Linked DNA regions of Homo sapiens: regions 1 and 3 are each linked to region 2. The links are chromatin contacts, found by Hi-C or POLR2A ChIA-PET in ENCODE. All regions are on one chromosome and are shown on one strand. Each heading gives the region's core, a stretch centred on a gene start or an enhancer-like site at or near the end of the contact. The rest is flanking DNA. Distances are from core to core; before and after follow the strand shown. Region 1 overlaps ABI3BP (ABI family member 3 binding protein). Region 2 overlaps ABI3BP (ABI family member 3 binding protein). Region 3 holds the start of ABI3BP (ABI family member 3 binding protein).

What was found. Hi-C counts contacts between places; a loop is a spot of excess contacts on that map. ChIA-PET counts read pairs that join two places held with the same protein, here RNA polymerase II (POLR2A). Pooled maps may share reads with other maps.
Region 1: a loop to region 2 is called in a pooled map, with 6 times the contacts of the local background. The contact joins two enhancer-like sites. A Hi-C loop is called at or near these places in 4 of 50 pooled maps. POLR2A ChIA-PET finds 5 or more read pairs at or near these places in 2 of 52 experiments (GM12878 and activated T-cell).
Region 3: a loop to region 2 is called in a map of ascending aorta, with 1.9 times the contacts of the local background. The contact joins the promoter of ABI3BP here to the enhancer-like site in region 2. A Hi-C loop is called at or near these places in 1 of 168 maps with a recorded cell type or tissue (ascending aorta) and 3 of 50 pooled maps. POLR2A ChIA-PET finds 5 or more read pairs at or near these places in 3 of 52 experiments (MCF 10A, PC-9 and activated CD4-positive, alpha-beta T cell).

Annotation. Positions count from the first base shown.
Region 1 is chr3:100,897,740-100,900,928 of GRCh38, reverse strand. ABI3BP (ABI family member 3 binding protein) reads left to right here. Exons shown (of 68, transcript NM_001375547.2): 4 at 2,035-2,167. Among named protein-coding and RNA genes, the nearest start is that of ABI3BP, 94 kb to the left of the region's middle. Within about 2 kb of position 1,353, at least 3 of the 41 ENCODE cell types and tissues checked have a DNase peak (open chromatin) inside an H3K27ac peak, as active enhancers do.
Region 2 is chr3:100,953,233-100,956,749 of GRCh38, reverse strand. The region is part of intron 1 of ABI3BP (ABI family member 3 binding protein); the gene reads left to right. Among named protein-coding and RNA genes, the nearest start is that of ABI3BP, 38 kb to the left of the region's middle. Within about 2 kb of position 1,574, at least 4 of the 41 ENCODE cell types and tissues checked have a DNase peak (open chromatin) inside an H3K27ac peak, as active enhancers do; they include ascending aorta, where a contact is called at or near this core.
Region 3 is chr3:100,991,354-100,994,818 of GRCh38, reverse strand. ABI3BP (ABI family member 3 binding protein) reads left to right here and starts at 1,398. Exons shown (of 68, transcript NM_001375547.2): 1 at 1,398-1,513. The coding sequence starts at 1,435.

The DNA.
Region 1 (3,189 bases), core at 104-2,603, 56 kb after region 2:
CAAGAGAATGATCATGCCTTAGCACTTTATAACTTCATTTTATTTTGAGGATTCTATGACACTAGCCTTAGAAATTATTGTTTACTTTATGACCAGCTCAGGAAATTGCTTCATCTTGCTCAGGATATAACATCCCACCTTTCTTTTTGGATAGCGGATATAATTTTGTTTTTGTTATCTGCATTTAGGAATAATGTAATGACTAAGGGATTAGCTTCCATTCATTCTATATTTGTATCTGCCACATAAATTTTAATTATTTAATTATTTTTATATTAAGATTCAACCTTAGTGAAATAGTTATTTGGTCATACAAATAATTGGGAGACCATTAGTTTCCCTTGGTCATACAAGCCTTAGGTTCCTTACATGAAAAATATGTCTTTCATCTCTAAATGGCATTATTTTTATACATAGAGAGCCAAGACAGTGATATCATAAAAATAAAACTAGATTGTGATTGAGGAGACCCAGGACTTGAGTTTTGACTTTGCTCTTAATGTGACTTTGGACAATCTTGAAACTTCTCTGTGCCTTATTTTTCATCTGCAAAGTGAATGAGATCGTTGCATCACGTTAGTGAAAATCAACTCAGGAATTGAAAAGGGAAGATCACAATCATCCCAGGGCTTGTTCAAACTATAAGTGTTCCCTGCCTTCACTGCAGATTCTAATCTGCCCTCATTGGAGCTCATACATGACAATTTAAATCACCATCATATAAGGCACAATTACAGCTGGGTCTGCAGAAGTTAGAGAAGAATAAACCCGTGTTTCCAACCATGTAAATGATAACTATCTTTGAAACTTATTTCAAACATCTTTAAAAGTCAACTATCCTATAATGAGGCAATTTGCCACCACTAGGTTAGGTGTATTCTGTGCTAAGAAGGGTTCTTGCTTGAATAACAACTTACAGAACTTAAATTTAACAAAAGGAACAAGCTTGACACAATTTTCAAGAGCATTTGATTCAGATGACCACCAATAGGCTCATGCAAGGGGCACTCTCCTACCTACCTTAATAGAGGTGGCAGGCCATTCTGCCATTTGGCTCCCACTTCATTAGACAGCACAAGTTCTTTCTAGAGCAAATACAACATTCATAGTCTCAAGAAATAAAAGAGGGAATTCAACAGCAATACAGAGTATGTATGTTTTATATTCTGTGTAGTTTTATTAGGCTTTCTATCGGATTTTTATCTTATTTACTCTAATTATTTTCAATGAGTCAGCATTGGTTTTCATGGTTGAGGTTCTTCCTGTTTTTCGCTGCCCTACTTCTGCAGTTTCAGATAATTTTGAAAGTGCAAGTGCCTGCTTCTGTGTACTTGAACACAATCTCCAGTGATTTATTAGCATAACTCTTGGCATTATTTAGATCCAGTTGGCACCATCAGAACAACTGTGCTTCCTGTGTTACCCCTACTCTTCCATCATTGTTAAAAAATGTGTTTGCCTTTTCCATTTAGATACTCATTGTAAAATATATACTTACTACAATAACATGAAGAGATTTTACACTTCTAAATAGGTTAAAAAAGATTATAACCTACAATCTAGATAATAAGGTTTATTTTCTTGTCTTAGATGTTATTTCACACTCATTCACAGTCCCGGGAAAAAAATAAACATACTTTCATTTTATCTGTAAAAGAAATTAAGTGTGTGTATGTGTGTTTGTTTATTTCACTCATCACAGCTAAGACCTCCATATCCTTCCCTGACCCACAAGAAAATAAAACTAGGTATAGCTGGATATTGTTAATATGTGTACATGTACAATATACATATACATGTGTATGCATATATGCATATGCACACATGCATAGACACAAATCTGAAAAAGGTATTTGATTCACATTTAAATTCCTGGGCAAAAATTAGTAATAATGTGGACTATAGAAAAGGAAAGGAACTTGATGTTTTCACATTTTGCATCATCTTGCCAAGTCATCTTTAATGCATTTTACCCGAATCATGGCAACTTACTAAATGTCTCCTGAATTATTAACCTCTATGCCACCTCCACAGGTAAAACTCGTTCTCGCAAACCTCTGCAGCTGGTGGTTGGCACTCTGACACCGAGCTCGGTCTTCCTGTCCTGGGGTTTCCTCATCAACCCACACCATGACTGGACATTGCCAAGTCACTGTCCCAATGACAGGTAATATTAGCATTTGCTTTTAATAGCATCTGTACATGCTTTAGAAGAATATGTAAGTATCAGGACTGTTAGCATTGACTTAACACCTCTTAGCTGTACAGCCTGTTCTAGGTGTGAGGGGAACAAAGTCAGGGGCCCTGCCCTTGAGAAGGTTATCTACCTGAATAGAAAACACATACATGTAATTTTTTTCAAAAATCATGAACTATTATACAAGGAAGTATGAGTCAAATAGCAAATGGGTGGTATCAGTAATAAGTGCAATTAGAAACTCAGAAGGCGGGGCCAAAGGCAGTTAGGAAAGACAATTAAAAGTTGGAAAGTTGATTGGAAAAGGATGGATCTTTGATCTCACAATTGAAGCTCTTAAATCATACTTCTCAAAGTGTGGTTCCCAAAGCAAGCAGTATCAGCATGTCTTGAACTTGTCAAAAGGTAAATTCTCAGGTCCCCCTCAGACTCACTGAGTTAGAAACTCTCAAGGTGGGGCCCAGCCATTTGTGTTTTCACAAGCCTTCCAGGTGGTTTTGATGCCCACTGAAGTTTGAGAATCACTGGCTTAGAAAACTGAGGAGAGACACACAGGCAGAGATATAAGCAGAGGAAAAGCAAGTTGGAAATGAAGCTACCATTTTCTTTGGAAGAACAAATGGGAAAAATCTAAGTATATTTTTAAACTACTGCTATTTATCCATCCAACCATTTGATGCATGTATTTAGATGCATTGGATGGATATGTACTAGGCCCTGTGCTACATGCTGAACCATACTTCTAGGTTGGTTATAAAATGATGTTTGCTTATAAATATTTACTATATTAGCTTCAAAACTCAGAAACTTGCATCTAGAAAAGCATTCAAAATTTTCAAGCTTCAATCAAGGCATTTTATTTTTAAAGTTTTCTATTTTAAATACATTCAAAGTGATTTTTACATTTCAGAAGTTTTCTTATTCCTTTTTGAATAAAAAACATTTATTGAGGTATAATTTAAACACAGTAAAATGCATAAATATTAGTGTAC
Region 2 (3,517 bases), core at 325-2,824:
AAGCCTCCTCCTCTATCTATCAAAGATTGTGCCCCTTCCCACCTTGACTCTTCCTGTTTCCTTGCTTTACTTTCCTCCTCAGTATTTATCACCAGCTGTACTCGTTAGGTTAGGCTTGATTGTGTCTCAACAACAAACCCCCAAATCTCAAAGGCTTAAAAACATACAAACATATACTTTTTGCTCAATCACTTGTTTACCAGGGCCTCTGTTCTTTGTAGTCACTCAAGACCCAGGCTCCATCTGGTCAATTGCTTCCTTGCAGGACAGGAAGAACAGAGTTGGAGGGTCTGGCACCAACAATTTAACGAATTGACCTGGAAGTGGCTTATGTCCCTTTTGTGCACAACCTACTGGTGAGAATTAGTTACATGATTGTGACTAATTTCAAGAGATGGGGACATATAATTTTCATGTGCTCAGAATAATAGGGGAATCAGATATCAAGAAACAGCAGTGGTATCTACCCCATCATTTGACATGCCATATGTGTGTGTGTGTGTGTGTGTGTGTGTGTGTGTGTGTGTGTGTGTGTTGTTTTTCTTTTTTTTTTTTGAGACAGAGTCTGAGTCTTGCTCTGTCGCCCAGGCTAGAGTGCAGTGGTGTGATCTCAGCTTACTGCAACCTCCACTTCCCGGGTTCAAGCAATTCTCCCTGCCTCAGCCTCCCAAGTAGCTGGGATTACAGGTACATGCCACCGTGCCAGGCTAATTTTTGTATTTTTAGTAGAGACAGGGTTTCACTATGTTGGGCAGGCTGGTCTCGAACTCCTGACCTCAGGTGATCTGCTCATCTTGGCCTCCCAAAATGCTGGGATTACAAGTGTGAGCCCCCATGCCTGGCCTCACATACCACATGTTTTACTTATTATTTATTTATTTATCTCTTCTCACTAGAATGTAAACTCAATGAAAGTATGGCTTTTTGTTTGTTTTATTCACTGTTTGTTTTGTTCCAGCTTATGGCAGAGAGCTTTGCATATTCTAGGTGCTCAATAAATATTTGTTAAATAAATGAGTGACTGGATTTTTATAATGATTTTAAGAGAAATAAATACCAACCTTCCTTGCAGATTTGTAGATAGATGCAAAAGATTCCACGTGTAAAGTATTGTTAATACTATTACTTCTTGTTGTATGGTAGAATTCTAATTAGAAGACATCTGTGAAATGGGAGATATAAAAATATTATCCAAACAATGGAGGATACAGGCAGAGAATAGTCTAATTTAAAATCTTATGAAGAAAAGAAACAAATAAGTCAAACATCTAATACGGCTGCCACTATATTTAATAGTTGCTAAATGCATGGAAATCATCCAATATCATTTACAGGGCAAAAAAATAGTCCCAATGAACATGTTGTAAAGGGAAACTGAATCAGCAGTCATTTGTGAAAGTATTCATCTTCACTTGTTAAAAAGTCCACCCAGCCCTGTGCCTTGCCCTGCTCTGATGATGCTATTGAGACACCCGTCTGACATGCATGGAGTATTGTACTTGGATCTCTGTCAGGGACAGGACCGTGTTCTTTTCTTGGATCCAGTCTGTTCTTTTACTGAGCAGACAGCAAGCCCTTCATGCTAGAAATATGCAGCTGGGATTCTCAACATCAAAACTTCCACTTCTGTCTGATGACACATGTGCTGACTGCTCCGTGTGGTTATGGAATGCCTTTGCTGACTTTATGAGAAGAGACATGTCTTACTTTCCCTGCCCAATCTCTTGCCAGTTGAGCTTTATGATTCGTAAAAAAAAAAAAAAAAAAAAAAAAAGACAAAATTTAAAACATTAAAGGGATGATAAACACGTTTACTTTTGCCCTGGGCTTGGTGGTGACATGCTATTTCTTGATAATTATGAGAGCTGCTAATAGGCATTTTCCATGTATGCTTTTATGTCTTGTGGATTTATGTGACAGTTTATCTGGTGCCTTAGTTGGGGCCCAGAATTGTAGAGGAAAAGGGTTCACCACCCCATTAGTAATAATGCAGATGGACTAATCCATTGGCACTCAAACAAGATTTTCACACTAAGATTATCTACCAAGATCATCCATGTGTGATGTAAAGGTCTGTGGAACTATTTGGATCTAGGTTGGTCTCATTCCACCTGTTTTTGAAGGGCATGGCTGAGACTTATATTGTAAAGTACCTGTCATTCTTAACATAGTCAGTTTATTGCTACTTTATTTATTTAAATAAATTATAACAGCAAAGGATAGAGGAAATGGATAAGGAATGAGGAAAGGCTGCCAGAGAACGGCTATTTTAAAAATAAATGTACTGAAGGAAGGGCATGTACGTGAAAATAAGCCTTAAATTGATTAGAAGGGATTTCGTGACTGATAGTGAGCCAGTGAAATTCTATCCAAAGGGTAATTCCAAGATTTCATGATTCCCAGCCTTCTTTGTCCTTGTTTATAATTTTACCAAAAGAAAAAATTGGAGTTGTTATCTTTTTGGTCTGAAGTTAATGCTTCCTGTTTGTATTGCTGATTCCAAGTTTTGGGTTATTATGCCACATTAGAAAATAGCAATAAGTCTTTCATATGACCATTGAATTATTTCTAAATAATTAAAAGAAATTAATAATAATTAAAAGGTAAATATCTCATGTATATTTCTAAATGCTGTGTTTGAGAGGAGATGTTCTGATGCGCACCAGAAATATAATGCCTAGAGGTCACTGTATCTGGACCTTTGTTACACGTACTAGTGTTTGGGAGTGAGAAAGACAGTTCATCCTAAGAGCTAATCTACAGTCTGGCCCCAAGAGGGAGGGAGAATAGTTACAATTAATTTTAAGTTTCTCCCAACTCCGAGTTTCCAAGTATCTATGAGCATGATCCTTTCTTTTTAATCAAACTGGTCTATTTGCTTTTTTTAATTTTGTTCAGGGTTTGCAGTTCAACATGAGCTTCTTGCTACTACTATTTTTTACCTGGAACATTCTTTCAAGTCCTGCCTTTTATTTGACTCTTATTTTCAAAGCTAAGCTGAAGTCTCACCTTCTCCATAAACCTTTGCCTAGAGAATAATATCCACTCCCTCAAAATTCAAGAAATGTAAAGCATTGCTTTGTATGACAATCGTCTCTCTGTCTGGTAATCTCTTTGAGGTCAAAAAAAATAGTATTTCTTTCTCCGAGAAGTGTTTCTAACAGTATCTTCTTACATGCCTCAGAAAAATCCTTATTTTCTTTTGCAAATGTAATTTTTTGCATATAGCTCTTATCGTGTGTCAGAGTTAACTCCTGGAGATCAGTATCCCTCACTACTGATGGGTGATGTAGTATCTTACTCATTTTTGCATACACGCTATTTAGCCTGTGCCTATGACATTATTTTGTGATAGTCTATTTTTTCTTCATTTATGAGTATAGCCTTATTCTGACCTTGATTCTGTGAGCATTAAGGAGTCACGTGCTGTTTTTGTCCAGCAGGGGCAGACGAAAGAGATAATGTAACAAAGTAGTATTGTACAGTGATTAACCCGGAAATAGTGGGAAGGGTGGAT
Region 3 (3,465 bases), core at 149-2,648, 38 kb before region 2:
CCCCAATGAGGTAAGCGATTTTCAAAGAGTCAGTATAAATATACCAACAAGGTTTAAAGTGCTTTATTAACCCAGCCATTCCACCCATGCGTCTATATATTTTGACCAAAGTGATGTAGGGGGAAAGGATACACATGTGGACTTCAGAGGTAAATATGCCCAGGTTAGAATTATAGTTCTACTTAACTGGGGGCTTATCATTTTCATTATTATTGTTTCCAGTGACTGCCATTTAGTAAATGTTTCCTGTGTGTCAGGCTCTATGGCAACTACTTTCGAAAAACTGCTAGCAAATGTAAGAAATTGATACTGTCATCTTTATTTTAGAATCTAAAATGTAGTAATTAAGACTGGAAGCACTATAGTTAAATGGGCTGCTTAAAATGCCAACACTGTGACCTTGGACTTTCACTTGACCTCTCTGTGCCCAGTTTATCTATCTGTAAAATGGGGATGATGACAATGCCTGCCTCATAGACCGTTTTGAGGAATAAATGTCTTAACATGTGTAAACTGATTCGATCAGTGCCTAACACGGAGCAAGCATTTAAATGTCATCAATATTGATAATATAGAGATGAAGTTTGCTCAAGGACAATTCATTAGTAAGTGGCATCCGTTATTAAGCAGTAGAATATACTAGCATTGTCAGGACACTTAACCTTTTTTCCTCAGCTTTTCTTAATGGCAAAATGGGGATAATGCCATATCTCCTGCAGAGGCACTGGGAAGATTAAAATACAGTAAAGTAGGTAAAGACTCGATTACAGAACTCAGTCCACAGTTGAGGCTCACATAGTAATAGTGCTCTCTCTACGTCTCTACATCTACATCTGTTGAATATATGTGTATACACATATATATTATAACGTAATGTATAGCTTTGTAGCCAAAGACTTACTCTTAAATGTTTCTCATAATACAGGAACTACAGAATGGCTCAAAATATATCTTTATGAGTTTACTCCCATTTAAAAGAATTGGGTTGGTTTACTGGATAATTAAAAAGTTTCCTTCTTAATAAGGTTTTATTTTATATTTTTAACATTTTGATAGCTTTTAGTACATTGTTTCTGGATTCTTTAAAATAGTTTATCAAATGTTTCAAAACTGCCTAAATACTTCTTCTTTCACAAATACAGATCTGCCATAATTTGAATTTTTATATCACAGAAGGAAGAGACACAGTTACAACTTAGCAGAAAGAAAGAAATGTGATGATATGTTTTTGCTGTTGTGCTTTTTTTTTTTTTTTTTTGGTGTGTGTGGGAAAGGGTGTGATGTCATCTTGTCTCCACCCCCTGTGAGTAAGCCCACGGCACAGCTAAGTGCAGCCGCCCGCCTCTGTCACTGGGAGACAGTCCACTTAAATGCAGCTCCAGGGTTGCGAGGCACCCACCAGCATCATTCCCCATGCGAGGTGGCAAATGCAACATGCTCTCCAGTTTGGGGTGTCTACTTCTCTGTGGAAGTATTACACTAGCCCTGGGAAATGCACAGAAATTGCCAAAAGGCAAGTAGCCTGATGTTTTATGTTTTAAAAATAATATTAAGATATAGATGTTTTTAAATGTTGATTTTAAATATGATCTGCTTTACCATACGGGGGGAATAGAGTTATTCTGCAGAGATTCAAAGTTCAAATGTGTGAAGGGGTCTCTTAAACTTTTACTTTCCCCTCCTGTTATTTACTTTTCAATTACAGCTCTTTATTGCAAAAATGAAAACAAACTTATTACATTGAGCAGCTGTTCATCAGAGCTTGAACTGTATACTTTCTAACTATAGTGCTTGTGTATTGAATCATATTGTGTAAATGGATATTATAGTCTGTTAGAAAGAGTTGTTTGGTGTTTTTATCCTCCTCCCCAGAGACTGAATCAGTACTAGCTTAAGATTCAAAAGAAGCTGGTTCTGAAACCTTGAATCTTTGGTGTGAACCTCAAACATACCTGTTGACCAGGAAGCTGAGGGAGTCTAGGCAGGTCAGACCAAAGTACGGTCATGTGCTGATTTGCAGACACGTCCCTCCAGTGGAGTTTGGAAGAGGGCTTGAGCTGTTGGACAGGACACTCCCCCCTTTCTTGGCTAAATTGCTCTCATTTTAGTGTTGGTATTTTGTTTACAAATGTTATCAGAAGAAAATTAAAATTTCTAAATTTTGACCCTAAAAACAACCCTTTGAGCCCATCAGAAACCAAAACAAGAGGCTGTTGCCTCTCTCCTGTCTCTGAACATAAATGTTGCATGTACTTTTGTTTCTCTGCAGAGGCACTTCTCTAAGCCAACTCTAGGTCTGTGAAGGCTTTTTATGGTTGCAGACTGCTGTAGTCAGCAGGATTGTGAAAAACAGGCTGGAATTTACCATACAGTCATGATGGAAAACATCAGAAGTAATGCAGAGCTGCAGGCTTGTCAAGAACCTGGTGTGCCTAAAGTCAGAAAGAAAGGTTGCTAGTGTCAGAATATCCAAAAGATCATCCCTAGGTCCTCTCTCTGGGTAGTCTGCCCCAGGATCATCTTGTCCCAAGTGAAAACTGTTCTTTCCTCGGTGGGTAAAGTGAAACTTGAATCCAGCATGTGAAGGCTGAAGCGGTTGGCTAGTTGATATTTCACACGATAATGTGAACAGCAATAAAAAAGACTAAGTAAACTTTCTCAACTCTGATCAAATAATTAAAGAAAAATAAAAAACAAGCACTCTTAGATCTTTTTCTACCAAGAGTTTTGCTCCTTGATCACAATAAAACTGTGATTTAAATAAATCAATTATGAGCCACAAGCATTCAGAGTTAATTGTACCTACTAATGGAATATTTAACAGTAACATATCATTTGAGAAGAGTCTGGGGGTTTTCTCAGTCTTAATACCTACAGAAGACTTTTATTTTACTTTTTATTCATTGCATAGGGATGATATAGGTGCAACTTTGTTACTGCAAACTTCTGGACAATCCCAGTGCTTTAATTATCGTGTTGCAATCACTAGACACAAATCTCTTGACACAATTTTTCTTTATTTATAATGGGAAAGAAAAAAAAACATAGTTGTCGAAAATGGCCACAAAACTTTTGTTGTTTATTTAAAAAATATTTGTAGTTTTGGTAATTTGGAAAAAAACATCAAATTATAATAATGATAAAAGAAATGGCAAGTCTTGTTTTTAATATTATGTTTTTTCTTTATTGGAAAGCTATTGAGGACCTTTTAGCTGAAGTCATCTTTTTCAAACTGTGCTCCAGGCATAGGTGCACTGTTTGTCCTACAATGGGTAGAGTTTGGGGTGAGGGTGGAAGGGCAGCTGATTCCTGTCAATAACTTGTGGAGTCTTTAAGGGGGGAATCACAATAAGTGTTAGCAGTTTGCACATTCTCAATAAAGAAACCTGTACAACTTTTTGTTTCTCACACTCATTTGACTAAGAATCCTCTTTTCCATAGAAGATCTATAATATCTTAACAGGG